2 separate regions of the Homo sapiens genome follow, and region 2 is linked to region 1. A link is an interaction called in ENCODE POLR2A ChIA-PET data of the cell type or tissue named here. Cell type or tissue: K562. All regions are shown on one strand. Links, peaks and the distances in the headings refer to the core of each region. The heading gives the core; the rest is flanking DNA. Region 1 has its middle 7.8 kb from the start of TMEM94. Region 2 overlaps LLGL2 (LLGL scribble cell polarity complex component 2).

Region 1 (5,373 bases), core at 314-5,313:
GACCAGCCTGGGCAACATAGTGAAACCCTGTCTCTCCTAAAAATACAAAAAATTAGCTGGGAGTGCTGGTGGGCACCTGTAATCCCAGCTACTAGGGAGGCTGAGGCAGGAGAATCGCTTGAACCCAGGAGGCAAAGGTTGCAGTGAGCCGAGATTGTGCCATTGCACTCCAGTCTGGGCAACAAGAGCGAAACTCCATCTCAAAAAAAAAAAAAAGCAGTCACTCCTCATTCTTCTCCCCACACCCCAGCCCCTGGCAACCATTTATGGCTGGGCATGGTGGCTGTCACCTGTAATGCCAGCACTTTGGGAGGCCGAGATGGGCAGATCACCTGAGGTCAGGAGTTCGAGACCAGCCTATCCAACATGGTGAAACCCCGTCTCTACTAAAAATACAAAAATTAGCCACGTGTGGTAGCGCGTGCCTGAATCCCAGATACCCGGGAGGCCGAGGCAGGAGAATCGCTGGAACCTGGGACATGGAGGCTGCAGCGAGCCAAGATCATGCCACTGTACTCTAGCCTGGGCAACAGAGTGAGACTCCGTCTCAAAAAATAAACAAATAAAAATAGGCCAGGCGCGGTGGCTCACGCCTGTAATCCCAACACTTTGGGAGGGTGAGGCGGGCGGATCACGAGGTCAGAAATCGAGACCATCGTGGCTAACATGGTGAAACCCTGTCTCTACTAAAAATACAAAAAATCAGCCGGGCGTGGTGGCGGGTGCCTGTAGTCCCAGCTACTTGGGAGGCTGAGAATGGCGTGAACCCGGGAGGCAGAGCTTGCAGTGAGCCGAGATTGCGCCACTGCACTCCAGCCTGGAAAACAGAGTGAGACTCCATCCCAAAATAAATAAATAAATAGATAAATGAATAATAAATAATAAAATAAAATAAAATAAAAACAGGCCAGGCATGGTAGCTCATGCCTGTAATCCCAGCACTTTGGGAGGCAAAGGGGGGTGGATCATTTGAGGTCAGGAGTTTGAGACCAGCCTGGCCAATATAATGAAACCCTGTCTCTACTAAAAATACAAAAATTAGCTGGGCATGGTGGCAGGTACCTGTAGTTCCAGCTACTCGGGAGGCTGAGGCAGGAGAATCACTCGAACCTTGGAGGCGGAGGTTGCAGTGAGCCGAGATCGCGCCACTGCACTCCAACCTAGATGACAAAGCGAGACTCCACCTCAATAAAATAAAATAAAATAAAATAAAAAATAAATAAATAAAATGCAGAGCATTTGGGCTCATTCTCTTACTGCTTTGATGCAGGCTGACCTGGGCTCTGGGTCTCATCTTTTCTTAAAACATTTACCAGTGATTTTCCTATGCAAAGACAGTTTCCTCCCCAGGAGGAATTTTGGTGTCACTGTTAGGACACAAATGTACATGTCAACAATCCCTCTGATAATCTGAGAGAAATTAAAAAGTAGTAAGGCACTATCCCTGCTCTCAAAGAGCTTAAAATTTAGTGAATGAAGTGATATTTACACCTCAAATGCTAAGAAGCCGTTCAAAAATAGTCAAGAATGCTAGGCAGAGATGACTGGGATTGGTATTTGGGAAATAAAGTGCCAGATAAGGTTTCTGGGATGGGAGTAGGGCTGGGTATCTCGTCAGCTAGTGCCTGGACCACCACGGCTGGCTACCTGTCCCCACTGGCTCCTGTCTCTCTCTCTCTCTTCTTTTTTTTTTTTTTTTTTCTGAGACAGAGTCTTGCTCTCTTGACCAGGCTGGAGTGCAGTGGTGTGATCTCGCCTCACTGCAACGTCTGCCTGCCAGGTAAAAGCGATTCTCCTGCTTCAGCCTCCCGAGTAGCTGGTCTTACAGATGTGCACCACCACTCCTGGCTAATTTGTATGTTTAGTAGAGACGTGGTTTCACCATGTTGGCCAGGCTGGTCTTGAACTCCTGACCTCAGGTGATCTGCCCGCCTCGGCCTCCCAAAATGCTAGGATTACAGGCATCAGCCACCGTGCCCGGCCCTTATTTTTCTTTTCTTTTCTTTCTTTTGAGACAATCTTCCTGTGTCACCCAGGCTGGAGTACAGTGGCATGAACACAGCTGACCCTAGCCTTGACCTCCTGGGCTCAACGGATCCTCCCATGTACTATAGCTGGGACCACAGGCATGCATCGCCACGCCTGGCCAATTTTTTAAAATCTTTAAAAAAATTTTTGTAAATACAAGGTCTCACTTTGTGGCCCAGTCTGGTCTCCAACTCCTGGCCTCACGCAAGCCTCCTGCCTTGGCCTCCCAAAGTGCTGGGATTAAACAGACATGAGCTAATACACCTGACCCAAGACTGCTATTTCTAGCTTATCTTCTACAAACTCATCTTCCTCTTAAGCTTGACTGTCTCATTTCTCTACTTAAAAATGTTGGAGGAGGAAATGTTCACCTCCAGCATTTATCTTCTGGTGATTCATAACGTCCCTGGCTCCTTAGAAAATAGTCGCAATCTCGTCTAGCTTTATCTTCTGTTGCACTCCCTCTGACCAAACGCCAAACTATCCAAGCACAACAGGCAACGAAGATTAGTCTCAGTTTCTACGAATGTGCAGTGAAATACAGCTTCTGCTCTGGAAGTTAAGATGGCTGCTTTGCAGCACACGGAAGACCTTGGTGTCTGTGAGCATAGACTAAGGCTACTGATTTCATTATTCCTGGAAATCAAACAAAAAGAGGCTTCCAGTACAGGGAATATCAAAGATCGGTAAGATGATACACGCATGATGCTAAACTTATGGCTAGGCAACCTCTGCTCCATTGCTTTTTTTTTTTTTTTTTGAGACAGTCTCACTTACTCTGTCACCCAGGCTGGAGTGCAATGGCATGATCTCGGCTCACTGCAACCTCCACCTCCGGGTTCAAGTGATTCTCTTGCCTCAGCCTCCCAAGTAGCTAGGATTTCAGGTGCACACCACCATGCCTGGCTAATTTTTGTATTTTTTGTAGAGAGGAGGTTTCACCATGCTGGCCAGGCTGGTCTTGAACTCCTGACCTCAAGTGAACTGCCCACCTCGGCCTCCCAAAGTGTTGGGATTACAGGCATGAGCCACTGCTCCATTGACATTTTGAACCAGATGATTCTTTGTTGTGGGTTGTACTGTAAGTTGTAGGATATTTAGCAACATTCCTGGCCTCTACACATTAGATGCCAGTAGCAGCCCTCTCCCAACCCCTGTAGTGACAACCAAAAATGTCTCCAGACATTGCCAAATGTCCCTAGGAGGCAAAATCATCCCCCAACTGAAAGTGTACATAGGCTCACACCCAGAATCCTAGCACTTTTTTTTTTTTTTTTTGAGACAGAGTCTTGCTCTGTCGCCAGGCTGGAGTGCAGTGGCGCGATCTCGGCTTGCTGCAATCTCTGCCTCCCGGGTTCAAGCGATTCCCCTGCCTCAGCCTCCCGAGTAGCTGGGAGTACAGGCGCCCAACACCATGCCCGGCTAGTTTTTTGTATTTTAGTAGAGATGGGGTTTCACCATGTTGGCCAGGCTGGTCTCGATCTCCTGACCTCGTGATCCACCCGCCTCGGCCTCCCAAAGTGCTGGGATTACAAGCGTAAGCCACCACAACTGGCTGAATCCTAGCACTTTGGGAGGCCAAGGCAAGAGGGCTGCTTGAGAACAGGAGTTTGAGACCATCCTGGGCAACATAGTGAGACCCTATCTCTACAAAAAAAAAATTAAAAAGAGAGTCTGTGTGTGTGTGTGTGTGTGTGTGTGTGTGTACTTTTTTTTTTTTGAGATGGCGTCTCGCTCTATTGCCCAGGCTGAAGTGCAGTGGTGCAATCCAGGCTCACTGAAACCTCTGCCTCCTGGGTTCAAGCGATTCTCCTCCCTCAACCTCCCAAGTAGCTGGGATTACAGGCACCCACCTGCATGCCTGGCTAATTTGGTATTTTAGTAGAGATGAGGTTTTGCCAGGCTGGTCTTGACCTCCTGACCTCAGGTGATCCGCCTGCCTTGGCCTCCCAAAGTGCTGGGATTATAGGCATGGGCCACCTCACCCGGCCACATACATTTAAAAAATTGAGATATAGTTTAAATACACTAAAACCTACAGATTTTAAGTACATAGTTGAACGAGTTTTGATAAATGTATAAACCTACATAACTCTCACCCTAATCAAGATATGGGGCATTTCCTTCACCTCTCAAAAGTTCCCTTCTGCCCTTCTGCAGTCCATCCTTGCCTGTCCTCCAGATTCCCATCTTAGGAGTTGATATGAATGGAATTGCAGGGTACATAACCTGTTATGTCTGGCTTCTTCCCTTCCTCATGCCATTTGTGTGATTCTTTCAGATTGGGATGTGTATCAGTGGCCTCATTCACTTACTTACTTACGTATTTATTTATTTATTTGAGAGACAGATTCTTGCTCTGTCACCCAGGCTGGAGTGCAGTGGTACGATCTTGGCTCTCTGCCTCCCGGTTTCAAGCAATTCTCCTGCCTGAGCCTCCTGGGTAGCTGGGATTACAGGCACACGCCACCATGCCCAGCTAGCTTTGTATTTTTTGTAGAGACAGAGTTTCACCATGTTGACCAGGCTGGTCTTGAACTCCTGACCTCAGGTGATCTGCCCGCCTCAGCCTCCCAAAGTGCTGGGATTACAGGAGTGAGCCACCACGTCCAGCCTCATTCACTTATGTGTATGGCTGAGTAGTAATCCCTTGTTCAGATCCACCACCATTTGGGTACCTGTTCCCCAGCTGGTGGATATTCAGTTTGTTTCCCATTTGGGGTGCTTATGAACAATGTCTTTGGGTGGCCATTTATTGTTACCTAGGGATCTAACTTTTGCAGACTGTGAATGCAGTATGGGAATGGGGACCGTAGTGTGGCCAGTGCTCATGTTGTGTTGTAAAGTTGTGCCATCTATTTCTGGACCACACTTTTTTTGTTGTTTTGTTTTGTTTTGTTTTTTTGAGACTGAGTCTCGCTCTGTCACCCAGGCTGGAGTGCAGCGGCACGATCTCGGCTCACTGCAAACTCCACCTCCCAGGTTCAAGCCATTCTCCTGACTCAGCCTCCCGAGTAGCTGGGACCACAGGTGCCCGCCACCATGCCGGGCTAATTTTTTGTATTTTTAGTAGAGATGGGGTTTCACCGTATTAGCCAGGATGGTCTCGATCTCCTGACCTCATGATCCGCCTGTCTTGGCCTCCCAAAGTGCTGGGATTACAGGCGTGAACCACCACGCCCAGCCCTTTTTTGTTTTTCTGAGGCAGGTCTCACTCTGTCGCCCAGGCTGGAGTGCAGTGTCACAGTCACAGCTCACTGCAGGCTCAACATCCTGGGCTCAAATGATCCTTGCACGTCAGTCTCCTGAGTAGCTGGCACCACAGTTGTGCACCATGCCTGGCTA
Region 2 (5,373 bases), core at 163-5,162, 86 kb after region 1:
AGCGGGGGGGTTTCCACCATGTTGGTCAGGCTGGTCTCTAACTCCTGACCTCATGTGATCCACCTGCCTCGGCCTCCCAAAGTGCTGGGATTACAGGCATGAGCCGCTGCGCCCAGCCCTCTAGTAAATAATATTAACATTTAATATAATTCTGGAATTCTCTGGGGGTCCTGGAGCTTTGGTTAAAGGCAGGGTCCACAAGGGTATTCCGAACAGGATGCCAGGCATGACGTCCACAGGGCCCTGGCCTTGGCCGGAGACTTGAGGACAGGGTAAGGAAGTTCCCTGAGAACCCTGTGGGGTCCTACCTCAGTGTTTCGTGGGGTCAGTGATTGGCAGATACCTTTTCTAGTTAATCCCTAGTCAGTCTTAACTGTTCGTTCATTCATTCAAGTACTTTTTTTTTCTTTTTTTGAGGAGTCTTGCTCTGTCGCCCAGGCTGGAGTGCAGTGGCGCGATCTCGGCTCACTGCAAGCTCTGCCTCCCGGGTTCACGCCATTCTCCTGCCTCAGCCTCCCGAGTAGCTGGGACTACAGGCTCCCGCCACCACGCCCGGCTAATTGTTTGTATTTTTAGTAGAGACAAGGTTTCACCGTGTTAGCCAGGATGGTCTTGATCTCCTGACCTCGTGATCTGCCCGCCTCAGCCTCCCAAAATGCTGGGATTACAGGCGTGAGCCACCGCACCTGGCCCTTTTTTTTTTTTTTTTTTTTTTTGAGATGGAGTCTCACTCTGTCACCCTGGCTGGAGTGCAGTGGCACGATCTCGGCTCACTGCAAGCTCCGCCTCCCAGGTTCACACCATTCTCCTGCCTCAGCCTCCTGAGTAGCTGGGACTACAGGCGCCCGCCATGATGCCCAGCTAATTTTTTGTATTTTTAGTAGAGACAGGGTTTCATCATGTTGGCCAGGATGGTCTCGATCTCCTGACCTCATGATCTGCCCGCCTCGGCCTCCCAAAGTGCTGGGATTGCAGGCATGAGCCACCGCGCCCAGCCCGTTCAAGTATTTTCTGATGCCTCTTGTGTGGTTCTAGATGTTGGATGTGATCCTTAAACAAAGCAAAGATGTCTGCCGTCGTTGAAAGTTGTTTCTAAAAGGTGAGAAGCCTGACTGACAGAAAGTAAAAGTAACTAATAAATTGTGTTAAAAGGTGATACGGGCTATAGGGTAAAAAGAACTAGAGCAACAATTGGGAACCCGCATGGTAGGGGGCAGGTTACAACTTTTAACAGGTGGTTAGAGTGGGCCTCTGCCAGAAGGTGACATTTGAGCAAAGCTTTGAAGGAAGTGAGGGAGCTGTTTAAATAAAATTCCAGTCCCTCCCATGAGGCACCTGGATGAGGCCAGCACAATCCCCACCTCCTGGAGCTGACATCTGGAAGCTTCTTGGGACAGCTGTTCCAGTTTTAGGGCAGGTAGGAGGCCCTAGAAAGGGGCCTGATTGGATGGGCTGGATGGCCTGCCCACGCCAGCCCCAGGCAGGTGGTCCATCTTCTCCCCAGAATGGTTTTGCTTTTCCTTGGACTTGGCTTTCTGCCAGTCACTTCCCTGGAGAGAGAGTCTGGTGTTGGATTATGAAAGGGGGCTAAGGCCCCCAGAATGGGGGTGCGTTCCCACCTTCCACCCCATCCTCACAGGCCCAGGAGGGGCAACAGAAAGGAAACTTCAGGAGGAGTCTAGGCATGGCGGGAGGATCCTCTTGGGGTTGTGGGATGGTTGTGATTCCATAGGATAGATGGTGGGGGGAATGGAGGCTGACCCCAAATGGGGCCCATCCAGCCTGCGAGCAGGCAGCCCCTTTGTCCTGGGAGAGAGGCCTGACCTGAGCGGAGGATTCTGCAGTCAGATTGGAATGCAAATTGGGGCTTGGATTTTTTTTTTTCTTTTTTTGAGAAAAGGTCTCGCTCTGTCACCCAGGCTGGAGCACAGTGGTGCCATCATAGCTCACTGCAGCCTCAACCTCCTGGGCTCAAGTGATCTTCCCACCTCAGCCTCCTGAGTAGCTGGGACTACAAGTGTATGCCACCATGGCTGGCTAATTTTTAAGTTTTTTGCTGAGACAAGGTCTCCCTAAGTTGCCCAGGCTGGTCTCGAACTCCTAGGTTCAGTGGATTCTCCTGCCTCGACCTCCCAAAGTGCTGGGATTACAGGCATAAGCCACTGAGCTTGGCAAAGGACTTGGACTCTTGACTGTTTGAGCTTGGGGCCACTCTGAATCGATCACTTCATAAGTAATTGTAAGAATTAAATAAGGTGAATGTAAAGTGCTAAAGTCACATCCAGCCATAGCTAGCTCTCAATCCCTTTTACTACTTAATTAACAACAGCGGGGACGACAGTCCTCCAGTCATGCCCCCATTCCCTCTGGTTTGTGTTCCCCTAGATCCCACTCCATGGAACTGCCTTTCAGCCAAGGTTTGGTTGCTAAGCTGCTGGCCAGGGACCTGCCTGGTGCTTCTGGGAGACTGGGCTTCCCAGGGCGACATGGGCACTTGCAAAGCGGCTACAGGCGTCTGAGTTGGCACAGATGCCGCAGGGGTCAGCAGCTGCCTCTGTGGTTTAGATCCCTGCCCACCAGTGCCATCAGAGTAGGAGGTGCAGGGGCGGATTCACATCCGTCAAACAGGAGGCCACAGCCACACTCAGGCCTCACACAGGATGTCGCAGAGGGGAAGGCAGCTTCTTAATCAGCAGCGGGCTGTGGGGAGCACGAGCGAAGAGGAGAGGAGAGCATGGGACATCAGGTGGCACGCCCTGAGAGCAGGCAGCTGGCGCTGGGTGCGGCCCGGGGGCCCTCTCTGGTTTCGGCTGGGTCTGGAGTCCTGCCGCTGGGTGTGGACTCTCCCAGCAGATCAATGAGATCAATGGAACTTCCCGAGCTATGGAGGGAGTTTCTTGAGGGCTGGCCCCTCCCACATCTCCAGGCCAGAGGGCTGGCTGGGCTTGGCCAAGCCTTGGTCTCACAGGGACAAATTAGCCCAGGTGCCCCAAACAGTGGCAGGGTGGGAGAAGCAGTCTGGCCTGGGGATCCCCTCTCCTCCGAGGCACAATCGCATCTGCCACTTAGAGCGAGGGGGGCCCAAGGCAAGTCCACCCCGTGTGGTTATTCTCTCTCTCTGCCCCCACTGGTCTCTTTCTTGAGCTCTTGAGATGGAAGGCGGGCCAGGGTGTGGATTTTGTGGCCTGTCACCAAGTGGAGAGCTCTCCTGTTCTTTCCAAGTGGGTGTCCAGGTGTGTGGACACCTGTCCTAGACCCAGAAATATTTTGCCGGCCAGGTGCAGACGTGGGTGAGTGGAACAGTGAGGAGGGAAGGAAACAGGTCGATCAGCTGCCCACAGGGAGCTCTCAGGCTGGTTCCACATGCAAGGCACAGACTTGGGTAGAAAGTGGATGGGAACCAGCCACAAGGCAGCAAGCCTTTTGCGGCCCGGCTCTAAACCCTGGCGCCCGCCAAAAGGGAACAGAGCAGGGCAGAACAGGGAGGGTGGCTCAGAGGCTGGTCTGGTGACAGGCAGGAGTGGAGACTGAGGTTGGATGGCCTTTAGAAGTTAGTGGGGTGGAGAAGGTTTTCCTGAGAAGCCTCATCTCAGAGGTGGCGCTCTGGCTAGGTGGCAACCCCAGTGACCATTTCTGGTGTTAGACTTGAGGACTTGGGGGGCTCCTCAGCCTGTGGGCTCCTGAACTTGTCTCTTCTCCACATTCCTCCCAGGTGTGTCACTTAAGTGCACAGCACCTGAGAGTTTGCCAAGCCCGCTCCCTGGCCCTGCTTTAAAGCCTCGGGACGATGGAATAGAAAAGTCCTTTCTACTCAGGACCCTGAAACCCAAGGTTGCACAGCTAGTCCCACCTGCCTGTCTCCCCGCCTTTCCGGGCCTAACTATTCCGTGTCTCTAGGGGGTACCTCTCCCCACTCAGGTTGCGGTGGCTGGAGAGGAGCCCACGCCTGGTGAGCACCGGAACATTCCACCAGCAGGACAGGGCTGGACCCACCCTCCCGCCTGACCATGCCTGGGGCCTCTTTCCTTCTCTCTTTGATCCTCTTATCCACCCTGCCTAGGAGGCAGATAAACAAAAAGGAGAAAAAAGAATCACCACTAATCCCATAACCCTTCCGAGTACATTGTCAAATATAGGGATTTTTAATAGATTCTACCTGACTCTTGGATTCTTTGTACATATAGTCCCATGCCATGAAATGGTCTTTTCTCCATTTATTTATTTATTTATTTACTTTTTGAGATGGAGTCTTTCTCTGTCACCCAGGCTGGAGTGCAGTGGCGCTATCTGGGCTCACTGCAACTTCCACCTCCCGAGTTCAAGCAGTTCTCCTGCCTCAGCCTCCCAAGTAGCTGGGGTTACAGGCACCCACCACCATGCCCGGCTAATTTTTTTTAGTAGAGACGGGGTTTTGGCATGTTGGCCAGGCTGCTCGCAAACTCCTGACCTCAAGTGATCCACCCGCCTCGGCCTCCCAAAGTGTTGGGATTACAGACGTGAGCCACAGCGCCCGGCCCTTTTATTCCTTTTAATGACTGGAAGCCTTTTGTCATAGGCCTGAGCACACTTCACCCATCCCCTGTTGTGGGCCATTTAGGTTGCTTCTGATTTTTTCTGACAGCTTAATAAACAGCACATCAAGGCCAGGAGACATGCATGAGCCTGGGAGGCTGTCCCTGTCCACCATGGTTTCAATGGATCATTTTATCCTAAGGTGTGTTTCTTCCCCATCTGAACCCATCTTGACCATTCTCAGGACTCTGAGATAAAATGGTCCCTTTACCCCTTAGGATAAAATGATCCCAGGCTGGGTGCGGTGGCTCACGCCTATAATCCTAGCACTTTGTGGGGCCGAGGTGGGCAGATCACTTGAGATCAGGAGTTCGAGACCAGCCTGGCCAATATGGTGAAAACCACAGCTCTACTAAAAATAACAAAAAAATTAGCCAGGCATGGTGGTGGACACCTGTAATTCCAGCTACTTGGGAGGCTGAGGCAGGAGAATTGCTTGAACCTGGGAAACACAGTTGCAGTGAGCTAAGATTACACCACTGCACTTCAGCCTGGGCGACAGAGCGAGACTCCATCTCCAAAAAAAAAAAATCCCTTAAAACCATGGTGGACAGGGACAGCCTCCCAGCCTCCTAGGACTCGGAGAATGGTCAGGATGGGTTCAGATGGGAAGGCTTTTTGGAAGGTGACCTTTTTTTTTTTTTTTTTTTGAGACAGTCTCTCTCTGTTGCCCCGGCTGTATTACAGTGGCACAATCTCGATTCACTGCAGCCTCCGCCTCCTGGGTTCAAGCAATTCTCCTGCCTCAGCCTCCTGAGTAGTTGGGACCACATGGTGCCCGTCACCATACCTGGCTAATTT

What was found. Peaks named below come from ENCODE experiments on the same cell type or tissue, not always from the same donor. Only the 100,000 strongest peaks of a DNase experiment are listed, where the experiment ranks them.
Region 2: POLR2A ChIA-PET joins it to region 1 with 5 read pairs; 17 of 35 experiments call an interaction of 5 or more read pairs at or near these places.

The regions. Positions count from the first base shown.
Region 1 is chr17:75,446,137-75,451,509 of GRCh38, forward strand. No RefSeq gene overlaps it. Among named protein-coding and RNA genes, the nearest start is that of TMEM94, 7.8 kb to the right of the region's middle. In K562, for the core only: no CTCF peak of the experiment used is centred there; a DNase peak (open chromatin) is centred at 2,485.
Region 2 is chr17:75,532,607-75,537,979 of GRCh38, forward strand. The region is part of intron 1 of LLGL2 (LLGL scribble cell polarity complex component 2); the gene reads left to right. Among named protein-coding and RNA genes, the nearest start is that of LLGL2, 9.6 kb to the left of the region's middle. In K562, for the core only: no CTCF peak of the experiment used is centred there; no DNase peak of the experiment used is centred there.